Linked DNA regions of Homo sapiens: region 1 is linked to region 2. A link is a contact called in ENCODE Hi-C data. All regions are on one chromosome and are shown on one strand. The core of a region is the stretch at or near the end of the contact, and the rest is flanking DNA. Distances in the headings are between cores, read along the strand shown. Region 1 holds the start of GNAI1 (G protein subunit alpha i1). Region 2 holds the start of RSBN1L (round spermatid basic protein 1 like).

Region 1 (5,930 bases), core at 295-2,794, 2.4 Mb before region 2:
TTGTGCAACATTTCTTTTTTATTATAACTGGTATAAAAATACAAGCAGTCCTTGGAAATGCAAATGAAGATTCTGAGAAATTTTTCATCTATCTAAATACCTAGAGTGTGAGAAGAAAACATGCAAACAAAAGAAAACCCTAACTCACGAATCTTAACCTGTAAAGATTTTCCTAATGCTTCCCTCAGTGAAAACCCTGGTTTACTCTTTATTTTCTTCCCCGTCAAACATTTGGAAAAGACCTCCACGTAGCGTTTCACGAACAGAACAGTGCTAAGAACAAATAAAAGCCTTGCGTGTACCTGGCAAATCTCATTCATCAGAAACGGTGGCAGCGGAGACAGAACCCTGTTGTCTGGCGTGACCCTCTCGCTCTTTCACAGCAGTTTTCACCACTCGAGTATCTGCCTTGCCTACTACTAAAGCAAAGCTTCCCAACCCCACTTGGGTGGCTTCCATGCCCCCACAGCAAGAAAAATCAAGCATCCAGCGCAGCCTTTTCTCAGCGCAGGGGGAATGTAATCAGCGCTCCTTGACCACTTAAGGAGTCGCCATAGGAAGTTAACAGGAAAGACGCTTCAGCCCCATCTCAGAGGCCCCACAAAAGGTGCACTGATTTCACCAAACGTGGCACTCTGGGCATGAGAAAACCACAGTCGAAACACAACCTACACCGCACACGAAGAAGGGTTTTCCGGGAGGGGGTTGGTGGCGCGGGGGGGGGGGTGTTTTCATTTTCTAGCCGCGAATGCCCCTTCATCTTTACAAGGCTGAGCTAAACTTCAAAGCAAAGGGTTTCCACGCGACCCGCCGCCTCGGACTCGCGCCTGGGCTCTTTGCTGGGTCGCACGAAAGCATCCGAGTGAAGTGACGCGCCCGCCCCGCCGCGGGGAGTCCTCGCCCGCCGGGGCGGAGAGAGACCAGACACCGGGAGAGGGGGACCCGCCTTGCCTCCGCACCGCCGGACCCAGCTCCCGCTCAGAAGCCTCCTCGGGCGCTTCCTCCCCCTTCCCTCCGGGTTTCCAAACGCCGAGGGCCGCGCAGCGCCGCACCCGGTCCCCCGCCGACCCCCGGGCCCCGACCCGGCCGCCCTTACCGAGCAGCAGCAGCTTGACCTCGCGCGCCGCCTTCTCGCCGTCCTCACGGAGGTTGCGGTCGATCATCTTACTCCGCTCCACCGCCGCCTTGTCCTCGGCGCTCAGCGTGCAGCCCATGGTGCCGAAAGCGAGAGCCTGCCGCCGCTCCCTCCGCGCCCGAGTGCGGGCTCCAAGCACAGGGGAATCCTTTCTCTCTCCTAGCGGGCGTTCGAACGCCTCCCGACGGGGGCCACGCCGCCCCCACCACTTCCTAAGCGGAGTCGAGGGAGACGCTGTCCGCAAAGGGGCAGACAGCAACGGGCGGCTGTTCCTCACGACCAGGCTCTGCTTCCCGGCCCGGCTCAGCGCCCCCAAGTCCCGGGTTTGGGGTTTTGAATCTCTGGGTACAGTGGCCGCTGCACTCCCGCCGGTGGCCGCGCCGCAGCCTCGCCAAGCCCAGCCGAGCTCGGCCTCCGCGCGCCGCCGCGGCCCCGCCCCTGCCCGCCCCTCCCACCACCCCGCGACCACTCCCAGAGCGCGCGCCCGCGCACGTGCCCTCGGACAGCGCCCCCCGGCCCCGGACCCCGGCGCCGCGCCACCACTGAGGGCCTGGCGCCCCCTGGCAGCGTCCCCGGGGCGCGCCACTGCCCCGCGGGGCTGTGGCCTTCTGCCCTGGGCGGGAGTGGGGTAATTTCTTTCCGTTTACTCACACGGAGGGAGCTGTGCGTACCTGCCCCTTCGGGTGGGGGTGGGAGAGCTGCCAAAGTTGCCGAAAAAAGCCAGTTCTGGGCGTTTGAGCATGCCCAGCGCCGGCAGCCACGCAAGGTTTTTCAAAATGCAAATCCCTGTCGGCTGGTTTCAGGGCCGTGAGAAACAGGGAACTGGGGAAGGAATGGAGCCTGGTGAAACCAGAGATGGGCACAGTGGAGAACAGGAAAGTCGGGGGAGGGGACTAGAAAAGGGCACCAAGGTCACTTTCTTCCTACCTTTTGCTTCTCTTTCCTTCTTCCTATCCCTCCCTCTTTCCTTGCACTCTCACGTTTTTCACAAGAACGCATTTTGAAGGATTTCCTCGTAACCTAAAAAAAATGGAAGACAAATAATCAAAAGTATTTTTAAATGACAAGAGCAATAAAACACACCCACACAAGCCAATCTCCACATCGTAGCAGATCTCCTCTAGAGCAGCACATAAGCTTCCATGCCAAATTTGGAGCCAATATTTATGACCGTGTTTGTAACTCCTGTACCATTGGGCATGCCATTTTTACAGGCCTTAGCTTCTTTGCCCATAAAATGAGGAGTGGATCTATGGTGCTATCTCCCCATCCTTCCAGCTGTAACAATCGGCGGAGATAAGTTCCTGTGGCCCGCGGGAGGCATTGCTACTCAGCACCCAATGAATGAGCAGAGGCTTAAGATCTCATCTCTCCCTGTCAGTTGCACTACACCTTTCCCCTACAGATATCACAGGAAGCGTTAACTGATTAGAAAATGGGGCTGGTAGCAAGGAAAAACATGGTCCTTGATGTACTAAAAATTGGAACATGCTCCCTGGTTTTCATCTGGAAATCTTATTCTCTAAAAATCATTTGGGAAAACTGGGCTTGAGTTTTCCAAGGTGAGGCTGAACTGATGATACAAGCAGAATAGCTTTCGAGTAGGTCACTGAGACCACGCTTGTGAGCTAGCAGAGACTGAGTTGCCTCCTTATGGGACATGTCCTTTCCTGTTCTCCTATGGGAGTCACACCACCTGCTGGGCTGATGAGATGCAATTTCAAGATCTGCCTCAACTATAATCTTTTGTAATATAACAACAAAAAGGAACAATCTTTAAATGTACTTAGTCACCTTCTACACTGTAATTCTAGGCACTCTAAATGCTAATGTGTATCAGAACTCTGGAATTAAACTTAAGGAAATCAAATTTCAACACACTGTGTATTAGCCATTCTTAATTATCTTTTATGGTGAGTCTTTCCTATTAAGTTCGGACCAGAGTGTGGAACCAACAGTTTCAGCAAAAGAAGAAGCAGTGCTGGCTGAATATTGGTAGAAATGACTACAAAACTTGTGTTTCGGAGAAATGAAGTATGTGTAACAGAAGTTTGTCAAATAGGTAACATTACTTCCATCCTTTGAAGTTAGTCAAATAGGTGAGTTAAAATGTGATACATAAACGAATAAGAACAGCAAATTAGATTTATATGTAGCACAATTCCTAAGAGAATGCAGAGTAATGAACTGATCAGTATGGGGGGAAATTCTAAGATAAGAAAGTTTTGAAAAAACGTTTGAAGGAAATGATAACAGGATATTGGTGGGGAGTTTAAAGAAGTATGTATTAGTTCAGGCTGCCCTAAAAATACCATAGCCTGAGTGGCTGAAACAATAGGAATATATTTCTCACCGTTCTGGAAGCTGGTAAACCTAAGATTAAGGTGCCAGTTTATTCAGTTCCTCAGTGAGGGTTCTGCTGCTGCCTTGCAGATGGCCTCTTTCTTGCTGCGTCCTCACATGGCAGAGCAAGAGAGAGAGAGCTTGAAAGCAGTCTGGTCTCTCCTCTTCTTATAAAGGCCCTGTCTTAAAGGCCCCACTCTCAAGACCTCATCCAAATCTAATTACCTCCCAAAGGTTCCATCTCCAAATACCATCGTATTGTGGGTTAGGGCTTTGGAGACATTCAGGCCATAATAGGGTATATTTTGTTTGAGGGGAATAACCAGCTAAACAGTTAATATGCAAGATACGTGAAAGAGAAAACAATGGTTTTATAACTGAAAGTTGTTTGGTTGTGAAGAATGATAGGATGTGTGGGACAAAGTTGGTGTGAAGAATGATGGGATGTATGGGACAAAGTTGGAAGACAGCTTTAAATGCTAAGGTGAAGGGTTGGACTTGATACAGTGGGTACAAAGTGCTCCTTACATTCTTTCCTGAGTTGGGTACTAGATGTTAAAAAGCAAAGAAATAAAAAAACCCTCTTACCACTACATGTAAAACAAATGGGTACCAGCAAGTGAATTGTGTTAGTAATCCAAATGTGAGGTGGTGAGAGTCACTCAAGCTAATAACTTATGTAATTATGATGTTGCAAAATATGATTCAACCTTGTCAAGGAGATGAAGCAGATATTATTTATTTATCTCTTTTATACAGAGTGAAATTGAAATTATAGAGGTTAAAGCACTCTACTTCAGAATACTGTTTTTTCTTTTCAACATCATGTTTGTTTTTTAACAGCTTTTTTTTTTTTTTCCCTCGGGTTCAAGCTTTTTTGAGATATAAGTCATATGCCATAGAATTTGCCTATTTAAAGTGTACACTTCAGTGGCTTTCAGTATATTCACAGAGTTGTGCAACCATGATTACAATCAATTGTAGAATATTTTCATCACCACAAAAAGAAGCTCTGCATTCCTTAGCCATCATCTCCAATCCTTTATCTTTCCCCAGATCTAGACAACCGCTAATCTAATTTCTGTCTCTTTAGATTTGCCTATTCTGACATTTTATATAAAAGGAATCATATAGTGTACAGTATTTTGTGACTGGCTGCCTTCAGTTAGCATAAAGTTTTCAGGGTTCATCCATGTAGCATCCACCAGTACTTTATTTCTTCTTATTTCTGAATAATACTGAACATTATATGTTAAGAGAGTTAGAGACATATGTTAAAAGACAAATTAGAACACATTCAGCTGAGAGCCTCAGGTTTTCAAAGTAGCTACAAACTATGTCATAAGGAATAATTGAAGAAATTGGGGGATATTTAATGTAGGAATGAGAAGATATGACTGAAGAGATGTCATAAATCAAAAGGAATAGACTTTTTTAGCTGGCTTCAAGGTGGTGTTGAAACCTGTAGCAAACAAAATTTTGCCTTGCTATGTTGTGAATGGGAGACTTACCATATGGAATTAAGAAGTAAACATGGAGAATGCAGAAGCTGAATAAGGAGACTTTTTCAAGAATCTTAACCATGGAGAGGGGTTGACACATGGGATGGTAGTTGGAGAGGTAGGTTTGGAATTTGTTTCATTTCACTTGTAACTCTTCTCAAATATTATTCAACTGAGAAAAAAGGATTGCTATTGATATGGTTTCACTGTGATCCCAACTAAATCTCAGGTTAAATTGTAATAATCCCCACATGTCAAGGGTGGGACCAGGTGGAGATAATTGAATCATGAGGTCAAATTCCCCCATACTGTTCTCCTGGTAGTGAATAAGTCTCATGAGAGCCAATGGTTTTATAAGTAGGAGTTTTCCTGCATAAGCTTTCTTGCCTGCTGCCATGTAAGACGTGACTTTGCTCCTCCTTTGCCTTCCACCATGATTGTGAGGCCTCCCTAGCCATGCTGAACTGTGAGTCAATTAAACCTCTTTCCTTTATAAATTGCCCAGTCTTGGGTATGTCTTTATTAGCAGCATAAGAACAGACTGATACAGTTATGGGACAAAGGAAAAAATATGGCCACCCTACTTTCTGACCACCACTTCAGACCTTTTCATCTCACCCTCTGTTACGTTATTACCATCAATTCTCCAGTCCCACAGAGACCTTCCATCTACCGACCACATGCCTTTTCTCTTTCTGTCGTGTGCTGCATGTGCTAATGTCTCTCCTTATGCAACTTATATCCCATCTTCCATCAGGACAATTATTCCTTTGCAATATCCTCAAAACACTCCCACCATTGTATTCAACAGGAAAAACTTCAAATCTGGTTAAATCTACTCTGCCTCTGTATGACTATACCTGTTCAGCTGAGCTTGAACAGAGGAAAACACGGTAATCAACAACTCCACATTTCTGTTTGCTCAGGCCAAATACTTGGAGTCATCCTAG
Region 2 (5,364 bases), core at 683-3,182:
AAATTTTACATATAAATTGTTAAAACAAAATAGCTTTAAAATACTAATCACCTGGAATTCCTGACTAAAAGTACCAAAATCCCATCCTCAAAACCACTTTCCTAGAAACAACACTCCCAGAAGCTGAAAGATATTTACATTGCACCAGAGTCCCTGATGGCTATGCTTAGATGTTAAAGCTTTGCTACAGGCAAAAAATATCAAGGAAGAAGTGACACTATTGCTACATGCACATGCAGCATGTTTTAAGTTGTGAAAACAAACCATTATAATCCAAACAGAATTTTTCATGATCTGAGCTACTGTTAGATCAGCAATGCTGAAACTGCTTGACATTTCTTTTTCTAAAAAACAAAAAGAGTTATTTGACAACACTGTGTAGCAGTGCACATTTATAATAAAGATTATGCGCTTTAAGCTTGCGATCACATAAAGATTTGATTTTCAACTAGTCCGTATGTTGCACTATTGTCAGATCATTGTGTATCCGTAGCTGAAGTGGTGGAAACACCTGAAAAATTATACGACTAGCCTACATTTAAAAACAAAACTGACCCTGTCTGACAAGAACCCTTAAGAATTCGCCTTTTTCTAATGCTCAAACATTCTGCAGCCGCTTGATCTGGCGAAAAATCGTCAAAGCTCCTGGTTTTATCATTTGCTGCAGGGAAAAAAAGAATATGGCTGAAAATTCTTTCAGAAGGGTGGTATTTCAAACAGGACCACCCAAAACACTTAAGAATACGCAGCGGAGAGTAGGGTGCAGGGAGGGTACCTTACGAAACAGCGCACTTCGGGCCCTGCACGCTACCTCATTTCCCTAATAGGGATGAAAAGCTCAGGCCTCTGGTAGCTTCCAGCTGACGCCAGTGCTCTCTCCACACCCCTTTTTTGACAGGATTATCCGGGGTTGAACGCTGTGTCACAAATACGAATTCCCGCGACCACGTCTAAGTGGTCTAACAATCAATCAAGCATCTTTTACAAAACCAAACCCTTCCCCCATCCCGTTCCCTCCATCTCTCTCCCTAGCCAAACAAACCTAGGAGAGTCCTCAAGATGGATTTTCACAAATCCTGCAGCGCACTAACTGGGAGGAAGAAACGATACAGAAAATAAGAGTGTCGGCCATCCCCCTCTCTGCAACCGAAATTACAGGCTCCATTTCCTGTCCCCTTGGGAACTGCAAAATCCTCTGCTGAAAACCGGACGCCTCCCAGCCCCTCCAGGCCGGCGCACGCGGCCGCCGCGCTCCCCCTTCCCGGGCCCCGTGGGCGCCAGGGGGCGGCGGGGACCCACGGCGCCCTCCCCTCCCCCTCCCCGCACGGCACCCACCTCGGGGCAGCGGCTTCACCTCCCCGTTCTCCTCCCGGGAGGCCCCGCCGGCCTCTCGGGCCCCACCGAGACCGTGCCTCCTCCTCTCCTTCTCCCGCTTCTCCTTAGGTCTGCGCGACTTGGCGTTAGCCGAGGCAGCGGCGGCGGCGGCGGGCAGGAGGAGATGGTGAGGCTGAGCGTGCAGCAGCGTAGGAGGGACCAGCAGTTTGCGCGGCACCGGCTGAGACAAGGAAGCGGAGGCTGAGGAGGGAACGGCCGTGCCAGCGGAGAAAGAGAAACTGCTCCGAGAAGAGGACGGGGAGGGAGCAGCAGACAGAGGGGCAAAGCTCCAAGACGCGGGGCTGCCATAGCTCTGAGGCGAAGGTGCTGCCGGCGGCTGCAGCTGCCTGCTGTTCCCGCCGCTGCCCCCTTCTCCGTTCACTCTCCGCGGTGCCTTCTTCTCCTCAGTCCGGACCTTCTTGGCGGACAGAGAACCCGGAGGGTCCCGGGAGGAGAGTTGCAGCTTGCCAAACGGTTCTTTCTCCGAGACGGTGGCGGTGGGGGCCGCGGCAGCGACACAGTGCACGGGGCTCGGCGGTTCCGCCATTTTGCGCTCCTGTTGTATTTACTCTCCTCCGCTAGCCGGCGCGGGGCAGGGGGCGGGCCCTCCGCGAGGGGTAGGGAAGGGGCGGAGCGGCCAGGCCACCAGCCGGCATTGCTCCATTGGGCAAGCCACGCTGAGGGATCCACCTAAGAGCCAATCAAAGGCACAAACATCAGACGAAGGGGCGGGATCGCCACAGGGACCCTCTTCGGAGGTCAGAGCTCGGCGGGGTGCGGCTAGTGGCGGAGCGCGCTGCGAGGGGAGGGCTTTCCACTGTCGCTGGCGTGAACTCGCGTGCCCGGTGGGTATCAGGGAAGAACCCCCGCCCCGGACCCCCAGATCTGCCATGGCCGAGGTAGCGATCGTCTCTGCGGCCACGAAGACTGTTTTAACTTGTACCACTTTCCCTTCCATTTTTCCTGGGGTGCCTCTCACCCTGCATCTGCGCGTTCAGCAAGCTGGATTTCGGGAATGCTCAGTTCAGAAGAGAAAAAATTGCCGGGAATCAAGTCCTTCTTTTTGTTAGTCGGTAGTCGATTGATGGGAAGTGTTCAAAATCATTCGATGTGGTGACAAGGTACGTTATTATTGCTAGATCATGTGCTGTAATCCATTGAAGGAGATAACTTCCAGCAAATCTAGAACTTTAGTATTACTTACAAGCTTGAAGGTGAGAGTCTCCCTTTGGAGACTTTTGAACTGTTGTGACTAGACCCTTAAGATTTTTATTTTATTTATTTATTTATTTATTGGGACGGAGTTTTGCTCTGTTGTCGAGGCTGGAGTGCCGTGGCGCGATCTCGGCTCACCGCAACCTCCGCCTCCCAGATTCAAGCGATTCTCCTGCCTCAGCCTCCCCAGTAACAGGGACTACAGGCGTCCGGCACCATGCTTGGCTAATTTTTGTGTTTATTAGAGACGGGGTTTCACCATGTTGGCCAGGCTGGACTCGAACTCCTGATCTCAGGTGAGCGGCCCACCTCCGCTTCCCAAAGTGCTGGGATTACAGGCGTGAGCCACCATGTGCGGCCTTAAGATTTGAATTTTATAATAATTATTATAGCCGGGCGCGGTGGCTCACACCTGTAATCCCAGCACTTTGGGAGACCGGGGCGGGCGGATCACGAGGTCAGAAGTTCGAGACCAGCCTGACCAACATGGTGAAACCCCGTCTCTACTAAAAATGCAAAAATTAGCTGGGCATGGAAGCGCGCACCTGTAATCCCAGCTACTGGGGAGGCTGGGGCAGGAGAATCGCTTGAACCCAGGAGGCGGAGGTTGCAGTGAGCCGAGACTGCGCCACTGCACTCCAGCTTGGGCGACAGGGCAAGACTCCGTCTCAAAAAATAATAATAATAATAATAATATTATTATTATTATAACGTAGACTTGCCAGGAAAAATTCGTTGGCGATTATTTATGGATGTTTGAAAAGCAAGAATTGTTTTTTTAGGTTTCTGTATTTTAGCGTTTAGTAAGCACACTGCGTGTTCGATGTTTTGTAAGCATGTGCTTTGATTTTTGCTTCGAAAATAAGCAATTTGGGGAGATGGGTTTTAGCTTAAAAGATAAGGAATGTGGCCGGGCGCGGTGGCTCATACCTGTAATCCCAGCACTTTGGGAGGCCAAGGCGGGCAGATCACAATGTCAGGAGTTCGAGACCAGCCTGGCCAACATAGTGAAACCCTGCCTCTACTAAAAATACATAATTAGCTGGGCGTAGTGGCATGCGCCTGTAGTCCCAGCTACTCTGGAGGCTGAGGCAGAAGAATCCCTTGAATCTGTAAGGCAGAGGTTGCAGTAAGCTGAGTTCGTGCCATTGCACTCCACCCGGGGCGACAGTGCCTATTTACTCATTTTTTTAAGAATATTTTTAAGAATTTTTTTTTTTTCGGCCAAGAGTGGTGGGTGGCTCACGCATGTAATCCCAAGACTTTAGGAGGCGGTGATGGGTGGATCACCTGAGGTCAGGAGTTTGAAACCAGCCTGACTGACATGGTGCAACCCCGTCTCTACTAAAAATACAAAAAAAATTAGCCAGGCGTGGTGGTGCGTGCTTGTAGTCCCAGCTCCTCGGGAGGCTAAGACAAAAGACTCGCTTGACCCCTGGAGGTGGAGGTTGCAGTGAGCTGAGATCGTGCCACTGCACTCCAGCCTGGGTGACAGAGTAAGACTCCATCTCAAAAAAAAAAAAAAGAATGTTTTGGAGTCAAATTTAATATTGGTTTATGGACTTATTTTTATGTGCCTCAAATTTTTTAAAGTAATAACAGTATTTAATATGTAACATGAAAACTTTCTAATTGGAATTGACTGGCAGCAGATGTCTTCAAGAAAATTAGCATTGGTGGGAGAGTGGACTGAGTGGATTAGGCTGGAAATCATCTGCTAACGCACTAGTTTCGTGACCTTAGTCAGGCTGCTTCACTTGTTAGGACCTCCGTTTTCTTACCTGTTGAGTTAGCATATTTGATTACGTGATCACTAAGGTCCCTTCCACACTCAACTTATGCCATATTCAAGAAGCTTTTCAAAATCACACCGAAACCATTACAATTGAATTCATTTTTTAATTGTTGGCCCTCCTGATCTAGAAAAGTGTCTCTAACATACATTAATGTAGTGCCTGGAAACTTGCACCACTCATTCTCTAATCTCTAGCACACAGGTCTGGAAAATCGGACTTCTTAAGAGCCCAGTTAAACTACACCCTTGCCTGCATGAATTTGTTACTCCTTGCATTACATTATACTTTCATGCACTGTTATTAGGCCTGGCACTTAATTTGTAGAGCCTAAGCAAGAGTGTGGCTATAGAGGTCCACACACCATCTGTCTAAATATTTAAAAAATAAATCAAGATAACAAACTATTATATAAAATACATTCTATTCTACTACCTTGACAGATCCACTTTCATATGATCTGGAAGTCCATGTTTGAATTTAGAGTTCTTAGAGTCCCCACACTGACCCCATTCTCCTCCCATCCCCAAGTTCACCTGCCACACGGAAAGGCCATACATGCACCCAACATGTCCAGGTGTATGTCCACATCCCCCTACTCCGCAAATGGTGATGTACAATCGGCAGCTCACTCTGCCCTCAGATCTAGCCAGTCTAAAAGAGGAGGGCAGGCTCCAGGCAGACATGGCCCCTGACCTCATGGGCTCCTTGTTCTTTACAGCAAGAGGAGGGCCAAGTAAACAGAGGCCCCTTACCCAGATCTAAAGACAGGACTTGTCTGTTATTAAAACATGCGCAACTATCTCTTTTCTGTGCTGTGTAATTAGCCATTCCCTTTCAACTAGATTATTCTTGTCAACACTTAACTGGCAGAGGTTTTCTACCACTATCACCAATTTCTTTTAGCATAATCTCTTTATAATCTCATATAGGTTTTCCATTCTACAGCTAGAAAGCTCTTTTCAAAACCTTGGCCGGGTAC

What was found. Hi-C counts contacts between places; a loop is a spot of excess contacts on that map. Pooled maps may share reads with other maps.
Region 1: a loop to region 2 is called in a pooled map, with 4 times the contacts of the local background. The contact joins the promoter of GNAI1 here to the promoter of RSBN1L in region 2. A Hi-C loop is called at or near these places in 6 of 50 pooled maps.

What each region holds. Positions count from the first base shown.
Region 1 is chr7:80,130,445-80,136,374 of GRCh38, reverse strand. GNAI1 (G protein subunit alpha i1) reads right to left here and starts at 1,544. Exons shown (of 8, transcript NM_002069.6): 1 at 1,097-1,544. The coding sequence starts at 1,214.
Region 2 is chr7:77,693,027-77,698,390 of GRCh38, reverse strand. It overlaps RSBN1L (round spermatid basic protein 1 like), which reads right to left and starts at 1,932. Exons shown (of 8, transcript NM_198467.3): 1 at 1,336-1,932. The coding sequence starts at 1,921. APTR (Alu-mediated CDKN1A/p21 transcriptional regulator) reads left to right here and starts at 2,126. Exons shown (of 2, transcript NR_134254.1): 1 at 2,126-2,495. RefSeq lists silencers at 712-811, 1,102-1,421, 1,892-2,111 and enhancers at 1,632-1,861, 1,046-1,941, 1,942-2,837.